Linked DNA regions of Homo sapiens: region 1 is linked to region 2. A link is a contact called in ENCODE Hi-C or POLR2A ChIA-PET data. All regions are on one chromosome and are shown on one strand. Each heading gives the region's core, a stretch centred on a gene start or an enhancer-like site at or near the end of the contact. The rest is flanking DNA. Distances are from core to core; before and after follow the strand shown.

Region 1 (6,203 bases), core at 899-3,398, 160 kb before region 2:
AGCCCCGCCCTGTTCAAAAGGCAAATGGTAACATACATCCTCTTCCAGGGAAAGACCCAGGCGAGCCAGGCAACATGTACAAGGAAATCTATTGCAGCGGTGTAATTGTGAATAATTGGAAGCACCTCAAAAGTCAGTCAATAGTGGATTGGTTAGATAAATTATGGCATAATCATAAAAGGGAACAACATATAGTCATTAAAAAGGGTAAGGCTGATCTGTAAAGGAACATGCGAAGACGTGTAAGACATACTAGATAGTACAGAGGCAGGTCGCAGCCGGCAGTACTGCATGAGCCTGCTGAGCGTGTGTGTGTGTGTGTGTGCACGTGCCGCAGGAGTGGACGGAGGGGGAGGTTCACCTTTTACATGTTCCTGTAATGTTTGCATTTTTATAAACATGGACAACCTTGGTACTCAGGAAACACTAAATATTTAAAAAATCAATTTTGATCGGCAGGGGAGCTGCTTAGAATGATAAACTGCCCAAAAGAACCTCAACAATTTATGGGAAGATAATTAATCTTGTCTGTGGCATAAAACTGATTCCTGCGCTGTGGTCAGACGCTTGTAGAGTCTATGAAGCGGTGGTCCCAAGCTATATCCTGTATTTGAAAAGAAGCCTCAGACTTCTCTCATGATTTCTGCAAGGCATCTACTTTACTAATTCGTTAGGTTTCTTTGTTTTGGGCTGGAATTAGCTCAGTGTGACAGCTCTGTAGGAATTTGGGTGATAGTTTTGTGTCTTTTAGCAATATATTAAAGGGAGCAGACTAGGTTGGTTTCTTTTTATTTATCTAACTTTTAATATCTGAAGTAGGCAGATTTATTTCCCCAAACATTTCAGCTTTCTAACAGAAAAATAAAGAAATAACAAGGATTCTGGGCGGTGAAATATTGAATCTCATAGGCAGAGAAAAGGCACCTTATTTCCTGCTGCAGTTTAAGATCCTACCACTAGATGGTGCAAAGGGACCGCACATTTTTCAGGCTGCACCAGTTCGCGCCACAAAATTCTTCAACATCTAATAAGCACCAGGAAAGCTTTCCAAAAGTAGAAAGAATGAACAATTGTGCGGGAATAGGAACATTTTGCTTTTATAAAATTGGGACGCTGCCATTTCATTATTGATACAAAAATCTGCTTCACTTTATTCCTGCGGGACATAGGTCCCAAATCTACGCTAACCTCGTATATTTGAAGAGACCCGCAGAAGCCCACGCAATGCGGACGTCTAAAAGTTGAATTCAAAAATCCTTTTCACCTCATGCTGCCAAATGCATTTTCATTAATTCCACCTCAGTGTCGTGACGTAAATGCTAGTGGAATCGGCCCCAAGCTAAATAAGCAATAAGCCCCATTTTTCAACGCACAAACACATAAAGATGTCAGCTCAAACTGTTTACTAATTAACACTTAAAAAGACACAAATTAGATATGCGTGGCTAAGAGCAATTATAATCAAGACGGATTTCTCTAGTCATTTGGGAACTGAAAAAAATGCCTAATTGCTGGAACCAGTGTTTTAAAAACTGAAATCACGCCAGTTAGCAAATATGTTCATTTAAAGAACATTCCACGTGACTACACTCTTGAGGACTGACTACAAACATGAGAACAAGGAAAATATTTAGGTATAAAATTAAAACTGTAAGCTCCCTTAGATTTATAACTTCTTCATTAAATATGTCTGCAAACAGCAGCCCATAAAAACCTGTGGCAATTAAGTGGTTAAATGAACTGCCTCCCTTGTCAATTTTAAGCGGGTGATTAATATTAGAGCATCCCTTTACTAATTAGACCCTCCCTCATCTTTCGGCTTTAAAGTCGAATGAAAATGGAGGCTGTTGCTCCGCCAGGAGTGCGGCAGGCTAATGTGTGCTTCCTCCGCCGCGGTTTTGATGGTGGCACTCCTGGAAGGGAACGGGGAGCACTGTGGTTTCTGCTGAGGTTGGCAGCTGATAGAAACGGCTCCGCATGGGGCTGGAAGTCGCTCCGGACTTCTCCACTGCCCGGTGCCCTGTCATTACAGGAATGGTTCACTCCTGTTCTCACAAGGCTTGCGGGTAGTTAAGCACACAGCATGAAACCTACACCCAAGGCTGCTGCCTCCTGACCGGGATGGTGAGGTCTTCCACGGATGCCAGGGCGGGACCGTGGGTGGGGAGGGAGGATACACAGGTAATCAAGACATGAGGATTATTTTAGAAGCTCCCGCCTGGACTGCAGAGCCAGGCAGCTCCCACCCTGGTTGCGATGGGGAATCCATCAGCTAGAGAAATGGGGCAACTGCTTACCAGGGAAATAAAGAGCGGCAGAGACAGAGAATATTTATACACCCATCTCCTCACGCCCAGAGAAGATGCTTCATCATGGGCGCTGGCTGCGAAATTACACTTTCCAGGCTCTGGGACACAGACAGCCTTTTGTCTGGAGAACCGTAAGGGCTTCACTGGGACAACAGCCCCACCGGGTCACCCACTGCCCTCCTGCAGAGCCAAACTGGAGGGGAGGGGACAAGGCACGGACAGGTGGGGCCGGGACAAGAAAACTGCCCACGGTGGCCACGAGGCTGCCACTGACCAGCCCCTGGTCACCTCCCTGGCTGAGGGACGATGAGGTAAAAATTCACTTCCTCATGCCTGGGACTCATGTATGCGGGCCCTGGGAGGACAGCAAAGCCCCTGCTCTGGGTGCGAGGTGACGGAGGTGGCAGGAGCACATGGCTGCTGGAAGATGGCCAGGCAGAAGGCCACTGCTCTGTCATGGGGAGCCAGCAGGGTGACGGCGTTTGAGTTGGAATTTCTCTATGAATCACGGCTTCCTTCACTTTCAGCCACCCGCGCCATCATGGAGCATGTCTGAATCGTGAGAGGTTTTCTGTCTTTCCACAGATCCTTTCCTTCAAAATTTGCTCAATGGCGCATCCACTGATTCTAACTTTAAAACATGACCGTCCTTGGGCATTTTTCATGAAATTTCACCCAAGTGCATCAGGTACCACGACTCTTGGGGAGACCCTGGTGAAGAGCAGGGCAGCTACATCTAACCACGCTCCACCAGCTGCCAGGTGCCCTGACTGCCGCGCTGTGTGGCACGCTGGGCTGGGATGAGCAGGCCTGTGTTCCACTTTGGGGTGAGGGGGCCTGGGAACATGCCCCAGGGCCAAGCCTATACAGCAAATTTGTCCCCTACCCCAGGCATCCACACTGGGAGGCTGTGTCCTGTCCACTGCCTACACAGCCCATGAGGGTCCCTGCAGACACCGGCATCTGAATGGGCTCATTCCCCTTCCAGTTCTCCAGGGCAGCCTGGCTGTCCGGGCCCAGGAGCGCATGCTCCCTGGGGCTCCTCAGGATGCTGGGGGCTGAGGGACACCCACCCACAACCAAGTGACACCCTGTTTGTCAATCAGTGCTGGGCAGCTCCTAGGCCAGGCCATCTGTGTCCTTGTGGGGGTGGAGGCAGCTCTGCTTGGCTAGCTCTGGGGAGCTCCCTGTGGCTGCCCATGTCCCTAACCTCCATGCTCAGAATACACAGGGTCACACGGTTTGTTGGAGGGTGACCGTCCCTGAAGCCGAATGGTGGCAACTGTGCTTCGGCTTCGATTCAGAAACATCCCTCAGGCAGGGCATGGTGAGGACAGTTAACGCTGGCAGGAGGGACACTGGCTGCAGTTCTGGAAGGACAGGACAGTGCTGCCTCAGGGCTCACACTTCTATTTCCCTTCAAGTTGGGACCACTCTTCAGTAGATGAAGACGGTCATGTATTCAGCCAGGGTCACACTCAGACCCCTGTTCAGCTCTGGGTTGCTGCTGTGGGAATCTGGCCAGTCACTTAACTTCTTGAGTCCAGACTTCCGTAAATGGGTGGACCCCCCTTCCTCCCACGTGGTGCAGAGGGATCCTGAAGGGAAGCACCTGCCCAGCACAGAGCAGCCTCCCCCTGGATGCCAGGCTCTCCACCCTGTCTGGGAATCGTGGGCGAGCCTGGGGAGATGTTCTGGACGAGCGGGAGGCACGGTCAAAGGTCTATGCCCCTGAACCTGAAAGCAGTCTCCCACTTGTATTTACTCTATTTTTTTTTTTTTTTTTTTTTGGTTTAATGGTATAAAACACAAAGGTTTACAGTGAGCAAAGCAAATTCTGAGCAGAGACTTCTCCACCCCCAAGCCCCTCACTAAGGGCAGCCAGACCTGTTATAAATGGAAGGCACAAAATCAAACTCATCCCGACCCAGGGAACACAGCCCACTCCAGGGCCAAACCTGCAGAGTCCAAGAGTGACAGCCAGTCGTTCTGGCTCCAGGCACCACTTCTCCCTGAGCCCCCAACTCCCACGAGCAATGCCGAGTTCAGTGGCTAAAAGAAGCAACTTCAGGTTTATTTACGGAGAAAAGCCTTTGCCACGGCTGCGGAAGGAGCCCGTTGGCCAGAGTGTGTGGACATCAACGTTACGCGAATGGCTGTGCATGCCAATGGCTGGTATAAGGAACTTTTAAGTCCTCAGGTTAAATGAAAAACTCTGTGGAGCTCTCCACTGCAGCGATACTTGTTATGGTTTTCTACCCTGTTTAAGGTTCTAACCTCTCCCCATTCCCCCACATTTCTTTACATCGACTTTAATTTACTTCAATAGCAAATACAGACCTGTTTTGTTATTTTTTTTTTTTTTTTTGAGACGGAGTCTCGCCCTGTGGCCCAGGCCGGAATGCAATGGTGCAATCTCGGCTCACTGCAACCTCCGTCTCCTGGGCTCAAGTGATTTCTATCTGCTTCAGCCGCCTGAGTAGCTGGGACTACAGGTGTGCTCCACCAAGCCTGGCTATTTTTGTGTGTGTGTTTTTAGCAGAGACAAAGTTTTACCATGTTGGCCAGGCTGGTCTCAAACTCCTGACCTCAGGTGATCTGCTTGCCTCAGCCTTCCAAAGTGCTGGGATTACAGGCGTAAGCCACCACACCTGGCCCAGACCTGTTTTTCTTTTAACCCGTCACTAAACCCAAGAAATACAGCTGACCTTGGTCCACAGGGATGGAGCTTTCAGCCCCAGCAACAGAGCAGCGGGACAGTGGAATGGGTGGGCCTGTGCCGACTCACGCCCTTCTCTGTGGACAAGGAGAACGGTAACGATGGTGACGGTGGTGGCTGTGATGACAGTGGCAGCCAGCAGCACTGAGGCAGGCACTGGTTCAGGCCATTCACTGGACCTTTGCAGTTAAACCCACATAGACTCTGGACTAAGCACTATTATTACTATCCTGATCGTGCAGAAAAAGAAATGTTGGCTCAGAAAAGTCAGTGGAAGATCTGAGATTCTAGCCAGGCACTGACTCCGGGGTGTGCCCCAACCCCTGGCTCTGCACCTCCTGGGGGTGGCCACACTGTGACTCGGAGCGCCCGACATTGAGACACTACATTGTAATGAATCACAGATTTCAGTCCTTAGAGTGGGGAAGAGAATAAGGTTTGCAGGGTTCCCACCACCCGCCCTGGACCCCACACTGGGACCGTCACCCACTTCACCCCACCCCAGCAACTCGAAGGCCCACCCAGGTTAAGGAACTAGACTGACTGGCCACCAGCCTAGAGAGCCCCCTTGGAAGGACACAGAGCTGCCACTTTCCGTCACAGTGGGGAGGACTTGGAGCACGACACACTGGGTCTCCACCTTGTCTTTGGCCAGTTACTCCACCTCTCGGAGTCTCCATTTCTCCCCACGACACAGGGAGGAATGAGGCCTGGGGTAGGAACCAGTGATCACGTATGGAAAGCCTCAGGCCCCAGGCTGAGCACACAGCAGGTGCTTAAACGGTGCCACCATTAGGCCCACAGGCAGGCCGGAGCAGAACGGGAGGGGAGATGGCTCGACGCTGAGGCCGCTGCTGCCAGCACGTCCCACCTATATCCATTTGGCATCACAAAGCACCCCGTGAGACAGGTTCTGCCGTGACCCCATGGTAAACAGCAGGTATGTGACTTGCCCCTGTCCACAGTGGAGCGGGCTGGTCTGGAGGTATGTCAGTGTAACCTCTGCCCTGGTGACCACCTGTGGCAGCAGCAGCTCCTCTGAGGCCTTCCTCACATACCCTGGGCTGCACCACACGCAGGGCCCCATGCAAATGGGCTGTCCATAAGCAGGTGGACTTCACAGCCACCCACAGCTCCCCTGCTTTGAGAAGGGCAGGTGTGAAATTTTATGCACA
Region 2 (6,705 bases), core at 1,760-4,259:
AGGCCTCCCCTCCACAACCCAACCTGCAAAGGAGGCTCTGCAACACAGTGTGCTCAGCCTAACCACATCCAGCCATGTAGTCATTTGTTATCTTCATCATCATAATAGCACCTTCGACTTTTCCCATGCTTGACTCCAGCACCATCATTATTTTGCAGTGTGGCAAGGATGTCTCCCTTTGAGTATGGAGCACTTCCAGCAAACTCAGACAGAGGGGCCTATGCCATTTGGATTCTGATCCCCCCAGGAGAAGATCCTCCATGAAATGGATAGAGACTACACTTCTCCCTTACCCCTTCCAAGGCCCTGAGAGGGCATCCAGCAGTGTGCTCACATGGTGGCGTGGTTCTGTAACATGTACAAACACAGGATATTCTTGTATTCTTTTTCTTAATGCTCTCCCCGCAACAAACTGTATAAACATCGGACCTGAAAAAAACACCATGATCTGCTGCTGGATGCTGAATCGCACACTTAAATTTCATGAGGACCGCCACCTCCTGCAGTGCCAAGTGCAGTCACATACATTAGCTCCTTCAGCTCTTCTTGACTGATTAGCTTTATGGGGTAGGCTTTGTTCTTAAGACACTTTTACATTACAGAAATGGGGATTCAGAAAGGTTCTGTGACTCCCCTAGGGTCACCTGGGGTCCAGGAGGTAGCCTGAGAGTCAAACTCAAGCTCCTAAATCCAAGTCCAGTGTTCTTTCTACTATACCATCACTTCCTGGTTGTCCCGTTGAAGACTAAATAATAGGCCAGGCGTGGTGGCTCATGCCTGTAATCCCAGGAATTTGGGAGGCCAAGGTGGGAGGATTACTTAAGCTCTGGTGTTCAAGACCAGCTTGGGCAACATAGCAAGACCCCAACTCTACTAAAAATAATAATAATTTAAAAAAACAGCCGAGCGTGGTGGCAGGCACCTATACTTGGGAGGCTGAGGTGGGAGAATCGCTTGAGTCCAGGAGTTCAAGGCTGCAGTGAGCCATGATGGTACCACTGCACTCCAGCCTGAGTGACAGTGAGACCCTGTCTCAAAAACAAACAAAAACCAAAAAAAAAGCAGACAGAAAGAAACTCTAAAAATAAATAAATAAGCTACTCCTCTCATTCATCCGTTAACAAACCTCTCATAATGACCCCTACCGTTTACTGACTTCTTGCCATGTAGCAGGCACTGAGCTAGACTTTTCTTGCAAAATTTCATTTACATCACGCCATAATCCCATGAGATGAATACTATCATTAGTTTCACTCTACAGATGAGGAAACTGAAACTCAGAAAAGTTCAATAATTTGTCCAAGGGCACAAAGTAAGTAGGAAAGCCAAGACTTAAGCTGAGGGCTAATTCTAAACTCCCTGCACATAACCATGGCACAACATTCCAGTTGGAAGTGGTAAAAGGTCCCTAGCAGGATGGAGACAGGGCAAGAAAAATGCCTTGAACCTAAATTAGGAGTGTGACCTAAAGCCTAGAAGGAAGGAATGAAAAATATGGATTACAGAAGGTAAGTTTAGGTTTAAATGAACCAGTAATCGCCACGTCAACTGCTTCCCATGGGGCTTGGAGCCCGGGTCCCAAGCAGAAGCCTCATCTCTCTGAGGCCCTATTTAAAGATTCTGAGCATGGTACAGTATCTCCAAGGACCCCACATGATTTCTAACAAGCAAGAAAGGTGTCACCATCTACTGTAACTAAACATCCTAGCACATTGAGTTTTTCAGTTAGTCAAGGCTTCACAGAGCTTATTTTTTAACTCTCTAAGCTTTCCTGGTGCCGCTGATAAGATTTCCCAGCCCTGTTAAAACGAGATGAGATCCAGCCAGCTGTCGAGAAATGTACAATGAGATTATACTGAGAAGGAACCACGAGAGACAAAGGCCCCTAAGAGGAGCTGGTCTGCTGTCTGCTTTTGTGGCAGCAATCGGAGTGGGCTCTGGTTCTTGGGTGGGGGCAGGAAGCAGGGAAGGGGCAACCACCATTTGCCTTTTGCCCTCCTGTGGTCTTCCTCAGTGCCTTGTGCAAGAGGTGTTGAGGGGCAGGGAACAGAAGAGTCTCATCTTTCATGGTGAGAAGGGCTGCTGATTTAGAACAGTTGTGTGTTGGTAACAAAGAGGACAAAAGATGCTCTTGGGTCTACCCCGTTCCCTGGTGCCTGCCTCTGAGGATGTGATGTCCCCTGGTGCCATGCCTCAGCTCTTGTCCCAGCCCCTGCTCCTCCCGTCTCGCTGGTGTTGGAGTCACTGTAGGGTGCTCGACGTGCCCACCATGTTCCTGGATGGGTGCTCTGGGTCTCGGGTACCCAGGCTGGGCATGTCACCTTCCAGACAGGTGCCTGAGGGTTTAGGTGTCCTCTCTGCTGTGCCCAGGTCACAGAGGCAGTGATGCTCCTGGGGCAGGTGCACGTTGGTCTGCACCCACGTGACCAGAGAGAGCAGGACCCCAGGCCAGGCCGGTCAAACGATTGACTGTTCCCAGTCTGTGCCCAGGTGGGCCGCCTCCCTCTCACGCGGGCAGAGGTGGCTCTCGGCGCCCCTCACCTGCCCGGGCCTTGGGGGCGCTGCTGGCACTCGGGTCCCCCAGCTTCTCCCGCCTCTCGCCGCCAGGCCGAGCCCGGGCACCGGCAGCCGCGGCGCGCTCGGGGCTCTGCAAAGGCCGCCCGGGCCTGTCCCCGCCGCGGGCCGGGCACGGAGCCCGCAGGCCTCGGCGCGGCCCGGCTCCTCCCGTCCGCCCGCCCCTCGGCCGGGGGCCCGCGCCCGCCCGCCCGCCCTCCCGGCTGCAGGGCCGGCTCCGCCGAGCCTCCGCGGCGCCCGGGCCTCACTTAACTGTTCCCCGCTGGGGCGGCGGCGGCGGTGGCTGCGGCGGCGGCGGGTCCCGGCTCCGTCTCACGCAGAAGCAGCTTCTCATCGCCCGGGCGGCGCGGGAGGGGCCGGGCCCGGGGCCCAGGCGGCAGGAGCCGGCGCCGCAGCTCGAGCGCGAGCCTCACCGAGAGCGGCGGCGGCGGCGGCGGCGGCGGAGGGGCGGGGCGCGGCCTGGCGGCGGCGGCGACAACGGCAGTGGCGGCGGCGGCTCCCTCCGCGGGCCGCGGCGGCGGGCCGGGCTCCGGGCCTCCCGGCGCTGGCGCTGGTTCAGGATCGGGGGAGGCGCCCGGCGCCCGAGGCTGGCTCGGGCGGGAGGAGGGAGAGGGAGCCCTGGCGTCCCGAGCCCGCGCCGCCGCCCCGGCCGGCACCCCGCCTCCCCAGCCTCCCCCTCGACCCAGCCCGTCAGCCGCAGGCAGGGCCCCGGTGCGCCCACCCGGGCCTCCCCGAGCCCGCCGGCGACCCCAGTCCAGCCTCAGGCCCCCGGGAGCCCACGGCCTCTAGAGCCTGGGGCATCGATGGTCCCCGCCCCCAGGCTGGTCTTTTCCAGGGACCCTCAGCCCACTTAGCTCTCGTAGGCCTCGCTGTACGCAAGACCGGTCTTCCGCTCGGCTGCAGATCCCTGGAAGCCCCCAGGCCCTCAGGCTAGAAGTTGGACCCTTCTAAGGACTCTCCGCCCACCCAGCCATTCTAGGCTTCACTGAACCCTAGAATCCTTCAGCTCATCTTCCCCCACCCCCCAGCTCACCTAAGGTGAGCTCAGCCAGTCGTCTCAAACTAACCCCAATTGCCTAGCAATTCTCTTATATTAGTTAGATGATTTATCCCCAGAAGCCTAGAATCAGGTTTATGGGGCCAGCCTCAGGCAAGCATCTAGAAGAAGTTTTTAGCAGGAGTCCTACCCTGCAGTACTTGGGGAAGGCATAAGCCAAGGATAAAATGGAGCTGGATGGTTGGGGGAGGGTCCAGAGCTTGACCCTCAGCTAGAGTGGCTGGTAGGAAAGGCGGACTCTGCGCCTTAACCAACCATGCCCCCCACACCGCCCAGCCAGGCACCCCAGGCAGAGGCCAGCGTGTGCAAGATTTGAAAGGTTTCCTGCCAGGAGGCTGGAGCATTCGTTAGGACTTGAGGACCATGCAGGAGTGATCAGCATTGATTTGCTAATGCATTGAGTCTCATTTTCACACATTCTAGGCTTTTCCATAATAGCTGTTTGATCCTAAAGAGAAGGGTGCCAAGCAGAATGGGCTGTCGGGGGAAACATCCTGTAGGGAAGCCATGCACGTGTGCATTCCCAGTGTCTTCACTACTCAGAAATGCCATGGGTTCAGATGGCTTTACAGCAAGCCTTATCCTCCCATCAGGGCACAGATCATCCCTATGTTACTTAAACTGTTACACAGGAAAAAATAAACAAAAGAAACAAAAATTTTTATTTCATTTCCCAAGTTTAGCATAACCCTGATACCAAAATCCAACAGACAATACCAAAAAGAACTGCAGATGACTAACCTAGAACACGAGTCCCCAGAGAATTTAATATTTATTTTTTGAAAATGGGCTTCTGTGGGCAACTTGAGAAAGTGCTGCATGCCGTTTATAGTGTACCTTTTGGAGAATCACGATAAGTATTCGTATATTAAGGAAGGCCTCTGTGAAGTCCAGGAGTAAAGAAACCTGTTTGGTTTGTTTAACCTGGCATTTCCCAAACTCATCTGAGCCAGGACCACCTTCTAAAGCTCACTGATAAATCCTCAATATGTGAATCTGCACTATATATTTAAGTATATAATAGTCGTAAAACTATTAAATACAATTTTAGCCATTTGAATCCAGTTTACTATTAAAGCAACTGAAAACCCACCATGATCAAGCAAGATTTATTCCAGAGGCGCAAGAAAAATCCAACATTAGGGAATTTGTAAATGCATTGCATTGTTAAAGGAAAACAAATTACAGGATATTATCAATGGGATAGATGCTTTAAAAGTATTTTATAAACTTCAAAACTAATGACCCATAAATTTCTAAAAACTCTTAGTAAACTATTATAGGAAGAAAGTTTAAACTTTTAACATGACAAAGTTTATCAGAAGCCATCAACAAACATATTTAATGGTGAAACACTAAAGGTATTCTCATGTAAGTCAGTCAAAAGGATGCCTGCTATAATGGCTATAGAATAAAGCCAATGCAATAAGATAAGAAAAATAAATAAGAAATATAAATATTAGAAGGGAAGAGATAAAATTGTCATTATTTGCTTATGATTTAAGTGTTTCCCAAAAAGTAAAAATAAAAAAAATCAACTAAAAATCATAGAGACTTTGGTAAGGTGGTCAGTTATAAGATAAACACCAAAATCAATGGTTTTCCTAAATGTTAAGGGAGAAGCCTTCTCCTTCCTTCTTCTTCTTCTTCTTCTTCTTCTTATTATTATTATTATTATTATTATTATTATTCTTTTTTTTCTTCCTTACCCTGTCTTATGGTATTGAAGGGAGAAGCCTTCTTTTCCATATAGAGGGACTTCCATTAGAATAAGACTTCTGGCCTCTCTCCACTCTAAGGGAAGATGAGTGAGTTTGGAAAAAGTGGACAAGAATAGATGCTTCTGAGTTCTCTTTTTGGATTTGGCTGACTGCAGAGAGCAAATATTTCCATGCGCTCTCACTGTGGGTTAAGTGAACCTGTTTCAGGGACAGAGTGATACTATTCTCCTGCACCACCCGCCACTACACAAATAAATCTACTCAATTCAGGGAGAAATATAGCAAGCCCACTTAGCTACAGAGCAAAAGCTACTTTTTCCAGTCAGCTTCATTAAAAATTAAGGTAGTATTTTTGTCTTATGTCTCTTTCCTGTGTCTATGCCCCAGTTTGTTCCAAACTTAGAATAGGGAGGGAGGTATTACTTACAGAGACCTCCAAATACAACACTAAATACCAGTTATTTCCATTTAGGAAGTATGATGGAAAAAAAGCATATTCACATTAGCAATGAATACTATAAGGCATATACTAGGCATAAGCTTAACAAGAAATGTGAAGGTCCATGGAAAGAAAACTACAAACCTGACTGAGGGACATAAAAGAAGATCTTAATAGTCGGAAAAATATAACAAATCCCTGGGCAGGAAGTCTCAACAGTGCAAAGATGCTGTGTCTCCCCAACTCACTTTATAAATTTAGTAAAATTCAGATCAAGAAACCACTATGATCTGAGGGGTGAGGTGAGATGGAACATGATGAAATTATTTTAAAATTTACCTTGATTGGCGTGAGTGTGTTGGCTCATGCTGGTAATCCCAGTACTTTGGGAGGCCAAGGTGGGAGGATTGTTTGGGGCCAGGAGTTTGCGACTAGACTGGGCAACATAGTGAGACCCTGTCTCTAAAAAGATTTTTTAAATGAGCCAGGTATGGTGGTGTGTGCCTGTGGTCCCAGCTACTTGGGAGGCTGTGGTGGGAGGATTGCTGGAACCCAGGAATTTGAGGCTACAGTAGGCTATAATCACGCCACTGCACTCCAGCCTAGGCAACAGAGCAAGATCTTATCTCAGAAACAAACAAACAAACAACAACAAAAAAAAACTAACAAGAAACTTATCTTGATAAATAAGTATGAGGAAATACCCATGAAATTTTTGAAATGGAAGAATAATGAGAAAATATTGCTCTAACAAATATTACAATATAATGTAAAACTTCAGAAGAAACTATGGGCCACTAGTGTAAGAATATACACTTTTGTCATATATTAAGTTCCGTTTATAAATGCTTTGTTTTTATCCATTGATCTATTTGTGTGTATAGATATAGATATAGATGTAGATATAGTTTTTT

Evidence for each region. A loop is a pair of places that touch in the nucleus more often than their neighbours do. ChIA-PET counts read pairs that join two places held with the same protein, here RNA polymerase II (POLR2A). Pooled maps may share reads with other maps.
Region 1: a loop to region 2 is called in a map of posterior cingulate gyrus, with 3 times the contacts of the local background. The contact joins the enhancer-like site here to the promoter of MVB12B in region 2. A Hi-C loop is called at or near these places in 33 of 168 maps with a recorded cell type or tissue (B cell, CD14-positive monocyte, CD4-positive, alpha-beta T cell and 23 more), 19 of 37 single-sample maps with no recorded cell type and 30 of 50 pooled maps. POLR2A ChIA-PET finds 5 or more read pairs at or near these places in 4 of 52 experiments (CD4-positive, alpha-beta T cell, CD4-positive, alpha-beta memory T cell, naive thymus-derived CD4-positive, alpha-beta T cell and 1 more).

What each region holds. Positions count from the first base shown.
Region 1 is chr9:126,486,241-126,492,443 of GRCh38, reverse strand. The region is part of intron 9 of MVB12B (multivesicular body subunit 12B); the gene reads right to left. Among named protein-coding and RNA genes, the nearest start is that of NRON, 79 kb to the right of the region's middle. Within about 2 kb of position 2,148, at least 3 of the 41 ENCODE cell types and tissues checked have a DNase peak (open chromatin) inside an H3K27ac peak, as active enhancers do.
Region 2 is chr9:126,323,133-126,329,837 of GRCh38, reverse strand. MVB12B (multivesicular body subunit 12B) reads right to left here and starts at 3,009. Exons shown (of 10, transcript NM_033446.3): 1 at 2,828-3,009. The coding sequence starts at 2,908. RefSeq lists an enhancer at 1,792-2,443 and a silencer at 2,885-3,024.